Linked DNA regions of Homo sapiens: region 2 is linked to region 1. A link is a loop called in an ENCODE intact Hi-C map of the cell type or tissue named here. Cell type or tissue: A673. All regions are shown on one strand.

Region 1 (4,000 bases):
TAGGGATTGGTCAGATGTCGCTTTCGTTTTATCTGGCTTTGAGACCTCTCCAATGTGAGCTAATTTAGGCTTCCTCATAGCGTGGTAACCTCAAGGTATGTGAACCGTGTAGCGGTTGACGCTTCCAAGAACAAGTATTCTAGCAGGCAAGGTTCATCTTTTATGCTTTAGGCATGGAAATTACATAGCGTCACTTTCCCTAAAATGAGAAAGGATATAGCATGTTTGGACAGTACGAACCAGTATCACCTAATTGACATTAATAGACCATCCTATCCAGCAATGGCAGAATACATATTTCAAGTGTAGATGGAACATTCACCAAGGCAGATCATATTCTGGGCCATGTACAAAAAAAACTGAGAAATTTAAAAGGATTAAAATTACAGAAAGCATGCTCTCTGACCACAGTGGAATTAAGCTAGAAATAGAAAACAAAAAATTATATAGAAAATCCCCAAATATTTGGAAATTTTTTATTTTTGATTTTTTAAAATTGTGTTTTTTAACCAATGAAAAATAATTGTATTATCTGTGGAGTACATAGTGTTGTTTCAATACATATAAAGTATAGTGATCAGATCATGGATATTAGCATATCAGTCATTCCAGACATCTATAATTTTTGTGTAGGGAACCTTCAATATTATCTTCCAGCTATTTGAAACTACATAATATATTATGGTTAATTACAGTTTTTCTATTGTGGTATAGAAATTAGATAATATACTCTTTTAAAGTCCATGGGACACAATGAAAAATAATTAGAAAAATTAGAACATACTTTGAACTGATTGAAAATTAAAACACAACATATCAAAATTTGTGAGATGCAGCTAAAGCAGTACCTACTGAAAAATGTATGGGATTAGATACTTAAAAAGTAGATGTTAAACCAATGTCCTAAGCTTCTGCCTCAAGAAACTTAAAAAAAGAGCAAGCAAAGTAAATCCAAAACAAGTAAGGGAACAATAAAGATAAGATTAGAAATCAATATAGTAGAAAAAAGGGAATTATAGATACAACCAAAGAAACAAAAAAACTGGTGATTTGAAAATAGCAATAATATTGATATAGGCCTCTGATCAGACTCATCAAGAACAAAAGAAATAATATACACACTACCAACATCAGGAATGAATTTGTAGGAACATTCCTACAAATCCTACAGACACTAAAATACAATAAGAAAATATTATAAACAATTTATGCTTATAAATTTCATTACCTAGGTGAAAAGTACAAATTTTTTCAATGATTCAAACTGTCAAAGGTCACTCAAGATGAAATAGATAACCTGAATAGCCCTGTATCTATTAGAGTAATTGCATTCATAGTTTAAGATCTCCTTTCAAATAAATTCCAGACTAGATGGCTTCTCTGGTGAATTTTACCAGACATTTAAGAAAGAAACAATGTGGCCGGGCCCAGTGGCTCACATCTGCAATTCCAGCATTTTGGGAGGCTGAGGCGGATGGATCGCCTGAGGTCAGGAGTTCGAGACCAGCCTGGCCAACATGATGAAACCCTATCTCTACTAAAAATACAAAAATTAGCCGGGCGTGGTGGCGGGCTCCTGTAATCCCAGCTACTCAGGAAGCTGAGGCAGGAGAATTGCTTGAACCCGGGAGGTGGAGGTTGCAGTGAGCTGAGACCATGCCACTGCACTCCAGCCTGGGCGACAGAATAAGACTCTGTCGAAAAAGAGAGAGAAAGAAAGGAAGGAAGGGAGGAAGGAAGGAAGGAAGGAAGGAGGAAGGAAAGAAGGAAGGAAGGAAGGAAGGAAGGAAGGAAGGAAGGAAGGAAGGAAGGAAGGAAGGAAATTCCACACAAAATCTTCTCAAAAAGTGAAAGAAGAGGAAATATTTCTCAACTCATTTCATGAGGTCTACATTACCCTGGCACGACACCAAACTTGATAAAGGCATTTAAATAAGAAAACTATAAACTAATGTCCCTCATATATATAGATGCAAAAATGCTTAACAACATTTTAACAAATTTAATTTAGTAATATAGCAAAAGAATAATACATTATGGTCAAGTAAGATTTTTCACAAGAATGCAATGTTTGTTTAATATTCAAAAACCAATTAATGCAATTCACCATGTTAGCAGATTAAATTTAAAAGCCCATCTGAATTAAAAGCATTTAACAAAATTCAATATTCATTTACAATAAAACCCCTCAGCAAGTCAGAAATAGTCAGGAAATTCCTCAATCTGAAAGGAAGCATCTATGAAAAGCTTACAGCCATCATCAAACTTAATGGAGAGAGGCTAAATGCTTTTTCTGAAAGGTCACTAACAAAGCAAATGTGCCCACTCTCACTACTTCTATTCAACATTAAATTGAAGATCTTAGCCAGTGCACAATGGCAAGAAAAAAAAAAGGCATCTAGACTGGAAAGAAATAAGTAAACCTGTCTTTTAATCACAAATGACAGTATCACTTACATAGAAAATCTCAAGGAATATCCCAAAAAAGTTACTAGGATTGAACTAATGAGTTTAGCAAATTTGCAGGAGACAAGATCAGTATGCAAAAATCAGTTGATTGGTTGTATTGTCATATAATAACAATAATCAATTGAAAATAAAGATTCAAATGCCATCAAAAGTGTGAACTTTGTAGGGGAAATAGTTTTAAAAGTACAGGAGAAAAACTGGCTGAGAGAAATTAAGATCTAAGTAAAAGAAGAAATACACCATTTTCATGGATCAGAAGACAATTTTGTTAGGATGACAATTCTCCCCACATTGATCTATAGACTCAACATAATCCTAGTCAAAATTCAAGTGAGCATTTTTATAGAAATTTGAAAGCTTATTCTAAATTTTTGTTGGGAAACCGTCCTCCATGTGTCTCTTGTACTGCTTGCTACACATCTTACTTAGAAGGCTAAGAAACCAAGCCCTGATCATTTCTTATCACGTTTGTTTCTTACAGTTGTGTTTGCAGAGAGCAACTTTGAGGTATGAGATAATGTTTCACTCTGGGACAAAGAACAGGCTTTCTTACAGCTTGATATAAAACAGATGAATTCCCCAAGTCCAGTGTACCTCTTCTGCAATGCAACCAATTGCATGTACAGGCATCCATCTGGGCCCATGTCACATCACCCTATGGGTCTTGGGGATGGGGAGCAAGGGAAACTGATGTGGATGATAATGCTCATAATGCTTACCATGCCATGGGTAATAGAGTTCTTTGCCATAGACCTAGGATTCTTGAGGGTTTTTGTTTTTTTTTTCCAGCTTCCATGAAACAGTAGTATAGGCTAACTTGTTAGCTTCCAAGTAGAGTAAAATCAAATCCCTGACACAACAGTTAATTCAAAGTTCCTAAAGTAGCTAAAAATATTTCTTTTAAGTTGAGGCACTTGAATATTCTGGTTATGAAGCTATAATAATTAAGACAATATGGCATTGGCATGCGAATAGAGTCCAGAAATAGCAATCAATGGAACAGAACAGAGAGTCCAGAAATAGACCCATACAAATAAAATTAACTGATTTTCAACAATGTTAACAGGATAATTCAATGGGGGAAAGGATATTTTTAGCAAATGGTGCTGAAAACATATGATATCCATGTGCAAAAGAAATCATCTGGAGCCATACTTTAAACCTTATAAATAACTCAAGATGGATCTCAGACCCAATGGTAAGAGCTAAAACAATAAAATTTCTAGAAGAAAACGGAAAATTTTTGTGACCTTGAGTTAGGCAAAGAATTTTTAGGTAGGACACAAAAAGCACAAATCACAGGTGAAAAATTGAAAACTTGGAATTTACCATTAAAAGCATCTTGTTCTTTAAAAGACACTGTTAAGAAAATAAGTATATAAGCCATGGGATGAGAGAAAATAATTGCAAAACACATATCAGGTAAGGGACTTGTATCCAAAATATGTAAAGAACACCTATAAATTAAGAATAGGAAGACAACCCAATATAAAGTGGGCAGAAGATTATACAGATACTTTACCAAATATGC
Region 2 (4,000 bases), 440 kb before region 1:
AAATGGTGTGAACATCACTGTATTGGAGCCAGAAACCCTGGTTTCAAACCTCAGTGCTAATGAATTCTATGTGAACGACGCTGGACAAGTCGCTTGCATCTTTTTGACCCTAGTTTTCTCCTCTGTTAAGTGGAGATAATTCTTCCTTTCTTAAAAATTAGATTTTGTGTTTGTATGTGAAAGATCTTGGCATATTGTAGGCAGGCAATAGATGCGTAGCTTGATTTTTAAGGAGGCACAGGCCAAGTTTTTGTCAGGGAAGCAGTTACACAGATTCTCAGGAAGTATGTGATGCTGAAGGACTCACAGGAAAGGAGGGCCATGTCTATTTTCCTGAATTGACTTAAGGAGTCTTCCTGTTGAATGAAGCATCCTATTCTGTTCCTTGTCTTGCTAATGATCCTGCAGATGGTCCTGAAGAAGCGTGTATCATTTTTACCCACATTGCTCTGGCCAGAACTCAGTCTCATGGCCTCTGCCTAGCTCAAGGTGGGTGGGAGAGGCAGTCCACCCCTGGCTGGGCAGTGACTTCCCAGCAACATCTTCACATTATGGTGGGGTGGGAACATGCATCCTTGTTCAATAAACTGTCATTGATACAGTGCTAAATGCAGAAGGTCCTGGCACACAGAGGAGAAGTCTCATGGGATCATAGGAATTAAGGGGAAAGGAGAAAATGTTGGTTAATCTATCAAAAAAATTTTCTTGTTACAGTAAGAAAAGAGAACTCTCTGTCTCTAGCACCTGACCTCTTAGCCACTCTTGTAAATGAGTGCTTTTAAAGTCACCTGCCTGAGAGTAGTTAAAACACCACTTGTCAACCATTTGATTTCTTATTCCTTGTAAGCAGCATTTCAGTGCATTTAGGGACATAATCTACTGGATACAGTGGGACACACCAGTACAAAAAGGGATTTTGAATCTAATAGGATTTGAAAGGTAAGTATATTTTTATTTTCATGTATCGTGTGGGAAATTGATAGAAGGAGACATTTCAGGGTCTTGGCTCAAGCTTACATGGCAGATTAATAACTTGTCAGGGAACAGGACTCAGGAGTCCAGCAATCCCAGCCACGGCTTGTGGGACCCATATACTACATGGGTCAACTACACTTTGCAGCTCCTGCAGTTAAATGCAGTGTTTTTGTTACTCTGGCCGTGTGAGGAAATAAATATCTTCTGCTTTAATTCCCCTGCCCCGCAACCTCCTGCCCAAACTTCTTTTCAGGTTGGGTGCATTAACCATAAAACTACTTTTGTGGGAAAACAACTTGCCATTGAACTGTGCTGTGTGATTGGAAATTATGAGACATCTTCTCCATTTAATTCCCTAGGAAAATGAGCAGTTGCTAGACCTGGAACCTGTAGCAGCAGGCAAAGGCAAGGTCTGGATTAGGTACAGACCTCCTGTTTCGCCTTCCTGGGGTCCCAGTGTTCACAATGTTTTGTATTCCTGGACATGATACTTTTCTTCATGTCCTCCCTTTTCAGAATTGAGTTAAAATGGAATTTTCCTTAATGATGGTAGGTGAAAGCAGTTTTCGCAGAATCAACTTCAATTTTAAGAGCACCTTGAGGATTACCAGGAGTTTGTATGTTTTATTGTATTGAATTGTATTGGATTAATAGGCATTTCTGAAGCCAAGTTTCTAGAGTTCAGCCTGTCAATTTTTTTCCCCTCTTGCCTTCACTTCAATGATCATAATGGAGAGAATGATCTTTCAGTGAAACTTCTGAATGGCATGCCTTGTCAATGAATGGTGTCTGTGGAGATACAGTCTCCTTCAGCCATTGTAACCTGATACCATTTCAAGTTGAGGGGCTGGCTTCCTGTGAAGCATTTTCAAGGAATCAGGTGTTTGTTTTGGAGCTATTGTATTTTCTACTCAGGGGGTAAAAGGACAATAATGAGTTCAAGTGTATAAAATGTATCCTTAGGTTCAGCTGTCCTAGGGGTTAGTGCTTGAGGACAGAAAGTAACCCAATGTTTTCTTTGATAAGTGCCACTCCAGAGAGGACACTAGAATAGTACCAAATGCAGTTGCTTGCTTTATAGAAGAATCTTTCTTTCCTTCCTTCCTTCCTTCCTTCCTTCCTTCCTTCCTTCCTTCCTTCCTTTCTTCTTTTTTTTTTTTTTTTTCAGACCGAGTTTCACTCTTGTTGCCCAGGATGGAGTGCAATGGCATGATCTCGGCTCACTGCAACCTCCACCTCCTGGGTTCAAGTGATTTTCCTGCCTCAGCCTCCTGAGTAGCTGGAAATACAGGTGTGTGCCACCACGCCTGGCTAATTTTTCGTATTTTTAGTACAGATGGGATTTTACCATGTTGGCCAGGCTGGTCTCGAACTCCTGACCTCAGATGATTCATCTGCTTCAACCTCCCAAAGTGCTGGCATTACAGGCATGAGCCACTATGCCCAACTAAGATGATATGGTCTTGTTGGGCCTAATCTTGTGGTGAGAAGGGATTGTGGGACCTGCTTTGAAATCTTCAAGGTCATTTGTGTGTCTCGTAAGGCCAGGTATTCCAAACGTGGTTGTGCTTTGGAATCATTTAAGATTTATTTTATTTTTATTTGTTTGTGGGGGGGGAGTTTCTTTCTTGTTGCCCAGCCCGGAGTGCAATGGCGCAATCTCGGCTCACCGCAACCTCTGCCTCCCGGTTCAAACGATTCTCCTGCCTCAGCCTCCCGAGTAGCTGGGATTACAGGCATGCGCCACCACACCCGGCTAATTTTTGTATTTTTAGTAGAGAGGGGGTTTCTCCATGTTGGTCAGGCTTGTCTCAAACTCCCGACATCAGGTGATCTGCCTGCCTCGGCCTCCCAAAGTGCTGGGATTACAGGCATGAGTCACTGTGCCTGGCCAAGATTTTTTTTTTTTAACGTAAATTATTTAGGTCCCACCCCTGACATACTCTGAAATTGGGAGTGGGGGAGTCTGAGGAATTCATGTGTATATTTAAAATGTGCCTCAAGTCGATTCTGCTGTAGTCAGTTTCTCACATTTGGGAACTGTGCTGGTTGTCTCCTATTTGCTCCTGGATCATCTCCTCTCCTCTCTTTGCTCCAGGACGCTGACTACATTGAGGAACTCTCTTCCCCTCTGGCTTCTTGGATTTGATCAGTGGGAACCCTCAACAGGAGATCAGAGGGTGGAAAGATGAGGCAGTCATGGTACACATCTCGTGGCTCTCCCCACACTCCCCATGGTGTCTTCATGTCTGTGGGCTGGTTAAATGGGAGAGTTCCCTGATCCCCCTCCCAGGAGACCTGCTCCGTTGCCTCAAACCCCTTGCGGGAGGGGGAGCACTCAGATGGGCAGGTGCAGAGGCTGGGGTGGGTGCTTTGGGCTCTGGCCCCATGGTAGTGTCTTGGGGTGGGTGCCTGCAACCCCAATGTTACAATATTCTCTTAGCCCTGCCATCCGCAGATGGCTTTAAGTGTTAAACAGCTCAATGGACCCTCTGCCTTTTCTCAAGGGCAGAGGGCCAGTGTGACAGCTTTCTGTATCCTGAGCTCTTGCCCAGCGTCCCGGAAGCATCGGGTCACACACAGGCTTGAAGGATGAATGCGAGGTTTTAATGCACGGTGGAGGTGGCTCTCGGCAGGATGGATAGGGAGCTGGAAGGAGGGGAGATGGAGTAGGAAGATGATCTTCCCTTGGAGTGGGCTGTCCAGCAGCCAAACTCCTCTCTGACCACCCTGGCTGAATTCCTCTCGAGTTCTCTCTGCTGCACTGTTCTGCATTGTCTGCTTGTCTCGTCTCCTCCTCTGCTGGTCTGAGCTGGAGCCTGGGGTTCAGGGTTTATATGGGTATAGGATAGGGGGTGTGGCATACCAAAAGACCACTTTTTGGGTGCAAAAACAGGAATGCCTGTTCTCATTTAGGGCCACAGGTGTCCAGGCTTGTGGGTGGGGCCTTTGTTGGGGAACCGCCCTCTTCTAGCATTTCTCTGTCTCCCGTCCATATCGCTGGCAGTAGCCTTTTACCTGAAGC

What was found. Peaks named below come from ENCODE experiments on the same cell type or tissue, not always from the same donor. Only the 100,000 strongest peaks of a DNase experiment are listed, where the experiment ranks them.
Region 2: a loop joins it to region 1, with 30 times the contacts of the local background. A loop is called at or near these places in 1 of 110 quality-filtered maps.

Annotation. Positions count from the first base shown.
Region 1 is chr13:46,115,078-46,119,077 of GRCh38, forward strand. No RefSeq gene overlaps it. Among named protein-coding and RNA genes, the nearest start is that of CPB2, 12 kb to the left of the region's middle. RefSeq lists a silencer at 2,817-3,111. In A673, no CTCF peak of the experiment used is centred here; DNase peaks (open chromatin) are centred at 1,408, 1,904, 2,254 and 2,979; H3K27ac peaks cover 4,000 bases.
Region 2 is chr13:45,676,622-45,680,621 of GRCh38, forward strand. No RefSeq gene overlaps it. Among named protein-coding and RNA genes, the nearest start is that of LINC01055, 23 kb to the right of the region's middle. RefSeq lists an enhancer at 3,369-3,871. In A673, no CTCF peak of the experiment used is centred here; a DNase peak (open chromatin) is centred at 1,830; H3K27ac peaks cover 2,426 bases.